Regions from separate parts of the Homo sapiens genome. Here regions 2, 3 and 4 are each linked to region 1. A link is a contact called in ENCODE Hi-C or POLR2A ChIA-PET data. All regions are on one chromosome and are shown on one strand. The core of a region is the stretch at or near the end of the contact, and the rest is flanking DNA. Distances in the headings are between cores, read along the strand shown. Region 1 overlaps LOC107985364 (a long non-coding RNA gene). Region 2 holds the start of LINC02971 (long intergenic non-protein coding RNA 2971). Region 3 has its middle 24 kb from the start of LINC02971. Region 4 has its middle 31 kb from the start of LINC03108.

Region 1 (2,997 bases), core at 46-2,545:
AGTGAATGCAAAAGAAAGGTACCAGAGAGGCCACCTTGCTGGCTGTCAAGGTGGAGTAAAGAGGCCACAAGCCAAGGGGTGTAGGCGGCCTGGTCTCTTCTGCAGCTGCTTTTTAAAACTCTAGGACTTTCTTCCACCAACAAATTCTTTAGGTTTTATCAGAGTTAGGAGGCAGTTAGCATCTGCAACAATAGAAAGAATATGTATTATTTGGAATGCTTGTGTGGCTTATACAGCTCCCAACCAGTTCGGGAGTCTTAACACATTGTGCTAAAAGATGCTGAAGGCTGGGTTTCCACTTCCCAAACAATTTCATTCTCTAAGAAAACTGCCGATAAAGATAAAAAACATTACAGCCAAATGGAGTCTTGCCTGAATCCCAGGCCCTGCCACATCGACCGCTGGTTCTATCAGTGGCCAGTGTTCTGGAAACGCTTCCCCGACATCAAGGAAGCCGGATCCTCCCCACACAGTGATGGGTTCTAGGCCATTTTTGCTGCCTCGGTCTGGGAGCTCACCATCCTCAGAAGCTCCCAGCACCTGGAGATGTCTCGCATCCTGGCTGAGCCTGCTCCCTTTAGCAAACAAGGTCAGGATTTGTAACTGCTTTTGTGGCAACATCTGGCTTATTTCCCTCAAGTCCCCCTGCCACTTTTTTTTTTTTTTTTTGAGACAAGAGTCTTGCTCTGTCGCCCAGGCTGAAGTGCGGTGGCGCGATCTCCGCTCACTGCAAGCTCCGCCTCCCGGGCTCACGCCATTCTCCTGCCTCAGCCTCCCGAGTAGCTGGGACTACAGGCGCCCGCCACCACGCCCGGCTAATTTTTTTGTATTTTTAGTAGAGACGGGGTTTCACCGTGTTTGCCAGGATGGTCTTGATCTCCTGACCTCGTGATCCGCCCGCCTCGGCCTCCCAAAGTGCTGGGATTACAGGCGTGAGCCACAGCGCCCGGCTTCCCCCGCCCCCGCCACTCTTTATATATATATATATATCTTTCATCTATAGTCATTTCATTTCAGTTCAATTCATTCTCTCACTCTCTCTCTTTTTTTTTCTACTTGTTTGTTTGGCCTTTGGAGATGGGGAACAAGGAGTAAGAGGACTCATTACCCACAGCTAGTGACTTGGGTTAGAAGTGAAAGCACTTCTGCTGGGCCCTGACTTATTTATTTATTTTTGGCCACAGAGCCACAAGGCTCGGTCCCCAGTGAGCCGCCCGAGGACATCTTGTGGCACCATCTGTTCGCCCCCACCCACCCTCACCAACTGCCAGGCTCCGATTGTTGTTGGTGGTGGTGGTGTGTTTTTTTTTTTGTTTTTTTTTTTTAAGTTTTTGTTGATTTTATAAATTCTGTAGCTCTGTGTTTTTTAGACTCGGCTTGCTCGTGTCAACGCAAAACCAGGACAAGCAGAATAAACAAAGAGATGCTGGCAGAAGGCTGGGTGTGTCGCCTCAGGTCTACAGATGTGCTGGGGCCACACTGAGGAAGGCCCTCGTGTGCATGCAGGGCGCTGGCCGGAGCGCCTTAGGACGCATCTGAAAACTTCTCATTGCCTCAGGGTTTAAAATAGCCACACTTCCTGCTCCTCGGAGAGGGTATGCACAGAATGTGGGTGACTCACCGTCGGTGGTTTTCGATGTGTCTGTCATAAGGAGGTATCATCAAAAGCCCGGCCTGTTTCAGATGTTATTTTTTTCCACCCTCAGCCATGCGGTGCTGGGAGAGCAGAATGCCTAAACCCAGTGTTTGTTTTGAGCGCAGAAAGTGAAGACCAAATCAATTGTGCCGCAGCAAGTAAAAACTGAATGCGTGAGGGGGAAAAAACCTGCAAACAGTGTGAAGACTGAGTTTCAAGGTTCTTGTTTTCAAAAAGTTTAATTATATTTCAACTAAAGCCAAACTGTCAAAACATGGGAGAGTGATCTGCCTGCTTTGAAAATGCATTAGCCTTCTTATGTAAAAGCCAATAATTGATATCCAAGAGGAAACCAGAGCTGTGGGGGTCGGAGGAAGAAGGAAGACAGCCTCTTAGAACTGCTCAAACGACACTTCCCTATCAACTACGTGCAAAGCTTTAGATCCAGGTTTGTGAAGTGGGAAATTGGAGAGGGGAACAAAGGCAAAGCTAAAACCCTCTGTGAATGGCGAAGGTTTACAATATCAGGCCTGGTTTACGAGACATGTGGGGCCAGGGCACTGTGAATTAGAATTTACATAAGCGAGAACCTGGAAGAGATCCTCAAAATTCTCAACAACAGCTTTGTAAATAACAGCAGGCTGTGCCTTCTTCCCCCTGAGAAATGCTGGGGTGTGTCTGGGCTGCCCCCAGGGCCGGGCTAATGCCTGGGCCCTCTCTTTGCTTCCAGCCCAGCTGGTTTTCAGGTTATCTGGTTGTTGTTTTTTTTTTTTTCCAGACTCCACTCAGCCACTTCCTCCAAAAATGGACCGTCGGTGGTTAAGTCTTTGCCCTCTTCATCTCAGTTCCCATTCCTGCCTCTCCTTCAGTAATCTCCTAGAACTTTCTAGTTTCTAGCACAGAGATTCTTAATCGTGTTCTTTTGATGGCTGAGAAGTATGTGTATTCTTAAACCACTCTCAGATTAAATTAAGCTTGCACTACATAAAAAATATTGATGGAAGCCATATAACACATATTTGGGATAGAGCTAGAGCAGGCATCGAACAGATCATACCAGTTGGAATACGGTATCAAAGAGCTGGGAATTCCCGGCCTACAGCCTGGGTCCGGGAAGGCAGCCGCCATTTTCTTCCTTCTTGGGTCAAGCCACTAGCTTCTGGGAGGACCAGCCTCCTCCAGCGTCTCTGTCATTTCCCCTTGATTGCTGATCTTTGAAAACAAGCCCAGGTACCTATCATATGAATGCTGCTAGGCTTTAGAACCCTTTCTTCATCTACCCTGGTGACATGAGACAGCTATCTTTCTCCCAGTGTGGCTGATCCCCACAAATATACATTTCTTGTAGCCCAGTGTCGGGT
Region 2 (2,726 bases), core at 1-2,500, 180 kb before region 1:
CTCCCAGCTTATTGTGATTCAGCAAGACCCTGGCGTGTCACTTACGGGAGGTGGCCTTGCTGGGCATAGTGCCGGCCAGCCAGAGACCCTCAGTGAACAGGGGGCGTTTCCAGAGGGCCTGGTGTTTTCTGCATGGCAAGACTCCTACAGAGAGGCTGACCTGGTTTTCAGAGAGCAGTTTGCGTTTCGGGTGGCCCTGGGGGCACATGTTCCCATTGGATTCCTGCACTGGAAGTAAGCTTGTGGGGCCGGGCTGCCAGCAGTGCCTGCCTTGTACCAGGGCTTTTTTGGTATGGAAAACTTTAGAGAGGCGTCACCACCACCTCTTTTTTGCTCAGCATTTGCTCATCTCTCCCCACCTGCTTTTCAGGGCTCAAGCCTGGAAGAAGCCTTAGGACGTGGGGGAAATGTCTAACGTGGAGTCCACCTGCTGAGCAGGACCGGGTGTGAAGGAAGAAGCTTTGTTCTGATTCCTCATGGCCCAGCCACCCCTCGCCTGAGCTGAGCCTGGCCACAGGGCCCGCCTGCAGGAAGGGCTGGCCCATGGCTTCACACTGGGCTCAGGCTGCGCTAAGAGCCCCGGGTGAGGACCTCCAAGCCCAGGAAGCCTCAGTTGGCCAAAGTGCTAGATGCGTGTGGTCTGCTTTCATCCCCGCTTCCCTCAGAGCTTGCATTTTCCAAATTCAAGAGAGGCTCCACCTTCAAGAAGACCGGCCTGTCCCTGTTATTTATGTGTCCCCCTACCATATCTCCCTTTGTTCTGCAGAGCGGTACGCATAAAAAGCTTTTGGGGAAGGGGAGAAGTGTGGCTCAGTGACTTGCACAGGAAATTGGAAATTGGATCCCCAGGTCTACCCCCACTCCTCTGACTCATGCTTAAACAAACCCAACACATGCCCTGACCTTTGCTCTCTCCCTCTATTGCAGGCCATACCTGCCAGCAGCCTGCTCTCCCGGCCATGCTGCGGTTCACAAAAGTCCAGCATTTGGCTAGCTTCCTGGGGGAATGAATCTTTCAGAGCCAAACTAATGCTATGCATGCAGCTTATGATTTTTTTTTTTTTGTCTTCAACAAAGTGAATACTTACTTTTTTTTTGCTCTTTAAATTGTCATCCATTATATTCATCAACACAGAGAGATGGAACATTTGGCAAAATTATTTTAAGTAGCACTCCAACCTGTGATCGTAATTTCAAATCAAGGAATTTGCTGAGCAGCTGTGGGGAAGAACAAAAGGCCTGAGAGTGATTTAGGGCCTGGGGGAGGGGAGGCGGTGGAGTTGAAGGCCCCAGCCGGTAGCAGAAACAGCTGGGGAGGTAGGTTGTGCACACCCCGTGGGGGAGCCGGCCTTCTCAGCCCTGCCATCCCATCCACACGTGCCTCATCAGAGAGTTTTCGTCTCCTGAACATACCACATGCAGCACTTTAAAATAGATAAACTAAGAGGATTCAGATTCAGTTTGATACCCTCGCTGAGAGCTTCGGCTCGGGAGTTGGACAGGCCTGGCCTTGAATCCTGGCTCTGCCTCTCACCAGCCTCAGTTGCATCATCTGTAAAATGGGGCTAATGTAGCAATCACTTCGCAGATATTACTATGAGGTTGAGTGTTTATTTGACCCAGTCACTGGCATAGAACAAGTGTTCAAAATACTATTATTATCACCAATATGCAGAAATGTTCAATGTATACACTCGGTTTTTGCAACCAATTTATTCAATGAACATCTATTGAGCACCTGTTATGTGTTAGGTGCAGGGCTGGGTGTTGTGTGGGTACAAACACATAAAGCATAGGAATTAATATGCTATTAGATAAACTAAAAAGACTTCTATTGACTTAAAAAGTAATAATGACTTCTAAGCATATTTAAGTAATTTACGAAAGAGCCTTTCTTTTTTTTATTTTTGAGATGGAGTCTTGCTCTGTCTCTCAGGCTGGAGTGTAATGGTGCTATCTCAGCTCACTGCAACCTCTGCCTCCCGGGTTCAAGCAATTCTTGTGCCTCAGCCTCCAGAGTAGCTGGGTTTATAGGCGCGTGCCACGACGCCCAGCTAATTTCTGTGTTTTTAGTAGAAACGGGGTTTCACCATGTTGCTCAGGCTATCTTGAACTCATGACCTCAGGTGATCCACCTGCCTCGGCCTCCCAAAGTGCTGGGATTACAGGTGTGAGCCATTGCACCCGGTCAAAAGAGGCTTTCTTAACAGATGGTCTATTAGAAGCAATTTGAAAAGAAAATATAGAGTTGAAAAAAATAAAAGGGAAGCTGCATTCTTTTTAATTGTTTTTGAACTTGTTGCTTTTCAACACAGCTATTATCTAAATTAACTTAATTTCTTAAAATAAGCCCTGCTTGATACCCGGGAACCTTCAATCAACTAATTTGCAGATAATCAGACCTATTTACAAATAGTCTGGTTTGTCTGAGTGACTTTCAGTGACACATGCATACTCAGAAAGGGTATCATTTGCCAGGGATTAGTCAGTTCTGCTGAATTACAGTCTTCAGAATGAGAAGTCATCTAGTTCAACCTTTCATCCTTTTAATAGAATTTCTGGTGGATAACAGCTGAGCTTCTCCTCCGACTCTGCTAGGAATGGAGAACTTACTACTTCAAAACGTAGATGCTGCCTGGGTTGAGCAGCTCTAAATGTTCAAGATGGAATCATTAATAGGAAACTAATTGAAAAGAATTTGCATAGCACGTCTCAAGGACAAAAAT
Region 3 (2,708 bases), core at 37-2,536, 160 kb before region 1:
GCATAAGGCATGGTGCGCGGCTCATTTTATGCTTGTTGTGAAGTTCCTGTATTTCATCATCAGGGTTCTTATGCTTCTTGTCTTCAGCCAGTGCTCCACCGTGGAAGTAAAATAAGCAATATATGACAAAGACTAACTTAATGAAAGACTGTATATGGTCAAATCCACTGACGGTCACAGGGAGTGAGTGGTTGAGTCACAAGTACGCTCACTCGTTTCTGCAAACAGTCACACAACCAGGACATTCTTAAACAGTTCTGTTTCAGAGGCGGATGATTTAAATAATCAATTTATTTGAGTTAAAAAACAGAAATAGGGCTGGGCACGGCGGCTCATGCCTGAGATCCCAGCACTTTGGGAGACTGGGGTAGGAGGATTGCTTGAGCCCAGGAGTTCAAGACCAGCCTGGACAACATAGTGAGAGTCCAGCTTTACAAAAAATAAAAATAAAAAAATTGGCCAGGTGAGGTGGCTCATGCCTGTAATCTCAGCACTTTGGGAGGCCGAGGTGGGTGGATCACGAGGTCAGGAGATCGAGACCATCCTGGCTAACACGGTGAAACCCCATCTCTACTAAAAATACAAAAAATTAGCCAGGCGTGGTGGCAGGCACCTGTAGTCCCAGCTACTCAGGAGGCTGAGGCAGGAGAATCGCTTGAACCCGGGAGGCTGAGGTCGCAGTGAGCCGAGATCATGCCACTGCACTCCAGCCTGGGCAACAGAGAGAGATTCCATCTCAAAAATAAAAATAAAAAAATAAAAAAAATTAACTAGGTGTGCTGGCCCATGCCTGTAGTCCTAGCTACTAAGGAAACTGAGGTAGAAGGATTGCTTGAGAGCCTGGGAGGTTGAGACTGCAGTGAGCTGTGATCACATCACTGCACTCCAGCCTTCTTTAAAAAAAAAAAAGAAAAAAGAAAAGGAAATGGACACAAAATACCCTTAGTTTTTTTTAGTGATTCAAACCCCTGGGTCACTTTGTTGTTGTTGTTGTTGTTAGAGATGGGGTCTCAGTATGTTGCTCAGGCTGGAGTGAAGTGGTCATTCACAGGTGTGATCATGGTACACTGTGGCCTCCAATTCCCATCCCAGCCTCCTGAGTAGCTGAGCCTACAGTGTGTACCACCACACTTGGTTTCTGGATCGCTTTTGAGAGATTTTGGAGTGTCACTGGCTGAAGGACCTTTGTCTGGCTTGGCAGAGCCTGGCCCTTGGGTGCTGGCCATGGTCTCTGGTTATGTGGGGCAAGCCTGACTCATTCTTCCTCTTTGAGGCTCCTTTGCATAGATTCCTTGCACACATCACTTTTTCATTTTCTATAGCTCAAAACAGATTTCAGTTTCCAAGACTGTAACTCAGCGTATGTGCATTTACATTTAGTTTGGGATATGCTAATGTGGTCAGCAGCACATTTCTAGAAAATTGCTCCCAGTGGCTGCTACTGCAAAGTTAAAGTTCTGATTTAATGTTGACCCTCATTGACCGTGGGCGGGGAGGCTGACATTTTCATCCTCATCCCCAGGATCTTGGAGGAGTGTCCCCTGTGGGTATGGTAGCCTCTGGGGCCCTGAGCTGTGGACAGCGGATGAGAGGTGGAGTGAGCCTGAAGGGCAGTTGTTGTCACACAGAGCCTGGAGAAAGCATTTGGGAGGAGCTTCAGCCCTGGCATCTCCTCTTATCAGAGTTCCTCTGGGCCAGTCAGTGCGCATGTCACTTTCTTGCCAGGTCAGTCAGGCCTGTGTAGACACATCCCCGGCCCCTTTCCTTTGGAGCTGTGGTGTAAGCCCAGAATCAGTTCCCATCCATGGCCAACAGGGTCTTCCTCAGGCACTGGCCCCAGCAGAAGGACATCCCTCTGATCCCCTGCTCTTGGAAAACATCGCAGAGGTGGATGTGCTTTGCCGGGTCAGCAGTGCCAATAATAGTGCTGAGCCATGAACCCAAGGGCGAGCAGGAAAGAAAAGAGGATGGAAGAAAGACAAAGAGGAAATAGTATGGAAAGAGAAAAGAAAACTGAGAGAGGGGAAATGTGTAGAAAGACGAAAGGAAAATCAACATGCCTCATGGGGATGAGTCCTGTGCTGGTGGCAGTGCCTCTCCCATTAGGCACTGTCACTCCCAGGCTGGACTCAATCTCTCTCTGTTTTGCACAATGAAGATTAGGCAGAATGTGAATGGCATAGCAAGTGAGAGCCTGCTGACGTGGCGTGCTCTGGGGGATCAATGCCCATGAAAGAGAAATGTGACTACATTAGAAGCTCTGCAGAGGCAGATATTCAGAGCTTGTTCATCCCCGTACCCCAATGCCCAGGAACAGTGCCTGACACGTCCTAAGCACATGATAAATATCTGTTGAATTAAATCGAATGTTAGGTGAATGCTGAAGAACGAAGTTGGATCTGCTATTGTCCTCGCATTCTCATGGATCTAAAGGTGAGTTCCTCTACTCCTCTAGGCTCCCATATTTAGAGACTACAGCTCCATGTCTACCCTTGACTTGGAGCGATTCTCCCCCAACGAGGAGGACACACCTGGGGCAGCACAGGAGGAGGTGGCTGCAGCCAGGTCGGTGGACTGGGCCCGACACAGGACAGACAGTTTCGTTCGTCTATGGTGCCGCTGGGGCTGTACCTTTTGGGTTGCTAGGAGTCAGGAATAGCATGCGAGCCCTGGAGGGAGGGGGATGGAGATCTAGAATAAAGGCCCTG
Region 4 (2,775 bases), core at 193-2,692, 240 kb before region 1:
ATTGACCCTCTGGCGTCGTTGTTCCTGTTCAAACATTGCCTGTTTCTCTAAGGGGAAACATGAGCATTGGCGTTTCCTTTCTGGGTTGGAGGTGGAGAATTTCATCCCCACCCTACTCTGCGGATTCATTCCGTTTTAGTTGTCTGGCTTTGCCCGGGGCAGAGGCTGCTGACTGGTGAAAGCACCCTCTGAAAGCAAGTTTTTTGTTTTCTACTGTCCTCTGACCTTGGGACGGGCTATGATAGTCCTCAAAACCCTCACAAGCATGGTTTCCATGAGAGCCTTGCAACATTCCCTTGAGCCGGGCAGGGCAGGCAGCCATGTGGACATTTTAGAGATGAGGAAAGTGGGGCTGTGGCCAGACTCTTTGCGGCCAGACTCTTTCTGGCCAGGTTGTTCCACCTGGCTCTCCGGCTCGAGTCTGTCCAGCTTTCAGTCCTGCTGGTCTGTCTGCATAGGGGCTGCTTCTAGAAGACCAGGCGAGAGGATGTGGGTATGAGGGAGGAGCTGAGGCGCACAGGAAGAGCAGATGGCCTGTCTCTCTCCAGTATCTGCTAGTCACTACCTGGAAACCAGCAATGATGATGTAACCACAAGCATTATTCAGTGATGGCCGCCTTCCTTGTGTGGGTGGGACCGCAACACCGCCTGGGCTGGGGAATCCCATTGGTGACAACACAGCATCCTTTTGAGCTGACGCGGCAACAGATGCCCCAGACCAGCTCTGCGTCTGACAGCATCTCTGTGAAGCGTGTGCAGGGGACAGCAGACATCAGAGCTCTCCTGTAAATCACCTCCGCAAAGGCTCTTTGTGGTCGATTCACTGATGACTCATTTATAATCTGGTTTCAACATTGTGAGTCAAAATGCACCACTTTCATTAAAAATAACATTCACTGGGGTCTAACGGCTTTCTTTTTTCTGTTTTTTACTGTACTGTGTGGTTTCTGGATGGGAAGCTGTCAGATGGCAGGCGAGGTGTTCCGAGGGACTTGAGCATAATCGTGCAACGACTCAGGTGTGGATTGAACAAATAGTCCCGAATACCTGCTGTGGGTCCTGCAGACTTCTGGGCCATGGAAGTGTGTGGGTAGTCGGCGTGGGTGTGTGTGGGGGTGTGTGCAAGTATCAGGATCACCTGGGATGCTTGTTAAAAATACAGATTCCTGGGCTTCACCCCATATCTCTGAGGGTGGGGCCTTGTCAAATTCCTCAGGAGCTTTTTAGGTACAATAGAGTCAAGAGCCTTGACTCTGGGTGAGAGAGAATGGGAACTCCCTTCAAGCAGACCCTCCCTACAAACGGAGCAACCAGAGGAGAGGCAGGTCGACTGCAAGGCTGAGAGGGGTGGATGGGGGAGGTGAGAGAGGAAAAGGCAGGGGCGGGGGAACACCCGAGGTGGAGCGGGCCAACAGAGTCCCCATGGGAGAGTTGACTAAAAGCCCCGGCTTGATGCAAGGAACCCACAGTCTTTCTGGTTTGGGGACCAAATCTTGGGCATCCCCTACTTCCTTGGTTAAAAAAATTAAACATACAGAAACGGTTTAGTGGGCATTCTGCAGGGTAAAAAGCCCCTGCTGCATGGCCATGTTTTTATATTTTATGTTCTTTAGCAATGTTAGAAACTTCACTGGGAAAAGCACTTTAAAAAGATATAGTTGAGGGGAATGGGACGTGGGGAGTTATTGTTGAATGGGTGCAGAGTTTCAATTTTACAAGATGAAAGTGCCTGGAGATGGTTAGCGGCGATGGCTGTATAGCAGTGGGAATGCATGTCACACCACTGAACAACGTGCTTAAAAATGGTTACGATGGAGGCCAGGCACGGTGGCTGACACGTGTAATCCCAGCACTTTGGGTGGCGGAGGCGGGCTGATCACTTGAGGTCAGGAGTTTTGAGACCAGTCTGGCTAACATGGTGAAACCCTGTCTCTACTAAAAATACAAAAATTAGCCAGGCATGGTGGCGGGCACCTGTAATCCCAGCTACTCGGGAGGCTGAGGCAGGAGAATCACTTGAAACCCAGAGACGGAGTTTGCAGTGAGCTGAGATCGCACCACTGAACTCCAGCCTGGGTGACAGAGTGAGACGCTGTCTCAAAAAAAAAAGGTTAAGATGGTAAATTTTCTGTTATGTGTATTTTACTTACTACAATTTTTAAAAAATTGGAAAAAGAAAGATATGGTTGAGTCTGACTTGGATGAAAGTCTACAGGCCTCCTGCTGATGGTCTCAGCGGCTCCTGGGAAACTACCGTTTGTTTCAGCCATCTGTAACTTGATTTGTTGTTCAGAAGTTTGCCAAGACTTCTCCATGCAAAGCCAGGTGTAAGTTTAACCTGAGCCACGTGGGTCCCCCCACCTTTCCGCCTCCGATGGATCTTCTCTCCAAGGGCTCCGGTGCTCAGGCCCTCATAGCATGGGAAATCAGAAGGGATGTTTGGGTGGGAGGCTTGGCATGGAGGGTGGACATTTTGCTACAGATGGCCTTGCCCTCACGGAAGGCCATTGTTATTCCGCGTCTGCCCCCTGGCCGGGTCCAGCCACCTGAGCCTTCCTGAGCTCCCAGCTCTCAGTTGCAGCCAGCGCCCAACGCCTTCCTGCGGCACCTCCACAGACCTCGCCTCTTTGCCCTGACTCCTCTCATTCTCTGTTTTCCAGACTATCCCCAAGCCCTGCCTGTGGCTGCCTCCTCCCTCCATAGCATCCCTGCTCTGCCATGGCTCCCCTATTTGGGACAAGACCTTTGTGTGGGCCTCAAGATGTAGGCAGGTCT

The links. A loop is a pair of places that touch in the nucleus more often than their neighbours do. ChIA-PET counts read pairs that join two places held with the same protein, here RNA polymerase II (POLR2A). Pooled maps may share reads with other maps.
Region 2: a loop to region 1 is called in a map of GM12878, with 6 times the contacts of the local background. The contact joins the promoter of LINC02971 here to the enhancer-like site in region 1. A Hi-C loop is called at or near these places in 12 of 168 maps with a recorded cell type or tissue (B cell, CD4-positive, alpha-beta memory T cell, CD8-positive, alpha-beta T cell and 8 more), 33 of 37 single-sample maps with no recorded cell type and 20 of 50 pooled maps. POLR2A ChIA-PET finds 5 or more read pairs at or near these places in 17 of 52 experiments (BJ, CD4-positive, alpha-beta T cell, CD4-positive, alpha-beta memory T cell and 12 more).
Region 3: a loop to region 1 is called in a map with no recorded cell type, with 6 times the contacts of the local background. The contact joins two enhancer-like sites. A Hi-C loop is called at or near these places in 4 of 168 maps with a recorded cell type or tissue (CD4-positive, alpha-beta memory T cell, GM12878, PC-9 and 1 more), 30 of 37 single-sample maps with no recorded cell type and 18 of 50 pooled maps. POLR2A ChIA-PET finds 5 or more read pairs at or near these places in 9 of 52 experiments (CD4-positive, alpha-beta T cell, PC-9, activated B cell and 4 more).
Region 4: a map of CD8-positive, alpha-beta T cell shows a loop between it and region 1 (15-fold over the local background). The contact joins two enhancer-like sites. A Hi-C loop is called at or near these places in 7 of 168 maps with a recorded cell type or tissue (CD4-positive, alpha-beta T cell, CD8-positive, alpha-beta T cell, GM12878 and 2 more), 36 of 37 single-sample maps with no recorded cell type and 18 of 50 pooled maps. POLR2A ChIA-PET finds 5 or more read pairs at or near these places in 14 of 52 experiments (B cell, CD4-positive, alpha-beta T cell, CD4-positive, alpha-beta memory T cell and 10 more).

What each region holds. Positions count from the first base shown.
Region 1 is chr1:234,771,154-234,774,150 of GRCh38, reverse strand. LOC107985364 (a long non-coding RNA gene) reads right to left here. Exons shown (of 3, transcript XR_001738532.2): 2 at 23-182. Among named protein-coding and RNA genes, the nearest start is that of LINC02961, 13 kb to the right of the region's middle. RefSeq lists enhancers at 1,210-1,259, 1,280-1,449, 1,470-1,519, 1,540-1,759, 1,495-1,789 and 1 more. Within about 2 kb of position 1,295, at least 31 of the 41 ENCODE cell types and tissues checked have a DNase peak (open chromatin) inside an H3K27ac peak, as active enhancers do; they include B cell, CD4-positive, alpha-beta T cell, CD8-positive, alpha-beta T cell and 5 more, where a contact is called at or near this core.
Region 2 is chr1:234,955,723-234,958,448 of GRCh38, reverse strand. It overlaps LINC02971 (long intergenic non-protein coding RNA 2971), which reads right to left and starts at 1,250. Exons shown (of 2, transcript NR_186179.1): 1 at 1,089-1,250. LNCATV (lncRNA negative regulator of antiviral signaling) reads left to right here. Exons shown (of 4, transcript NR_125945.1): 3 at 371-770; 4 at 928-1,107.
Region 3 is chr1:234,932,194-234,934,901 of GRCh38, reverse strand. No RefSeq gene overlaps it. Among named protein-coding and RNA genes, the nearest start is that of LINC02971, 24 kb to the left of the region's middle. RefSeq lists an enhancer at 2,202-2,702. Within about 2 kb of position 1,286, at least 20 of the 41 ENCODE cell types and tissues checked have a DNase peak (open chromatin) inside an H3K27ac peak, as active enhancers do; they include GM12878 and PC-9, where a contact is called at or near this core.
Region 4 is chr1:235,009,923-235,012,697 of GRCh38, reverse strand. No RefSeq gene overlaps it. Among named protein-coding and RNA genes, the nearest start is that of LINC03108, 31 kb to the right of the region's middle. RefSeq lists enhancers at 1-104, 315-384, 51-551, 502-796, 395-984. Within about 2 kb of position 1,442, at least 26 of the 41 ENCODE cell types and tissues checked have a DNase peak (open chromatin) inside an H3K27ac peak, as active enhancers do; they include B cell, CD4-positive, alpha-beta T cell, CD8-positive, alpha-beta T cell and 2 more, where a contact is called at or near this core.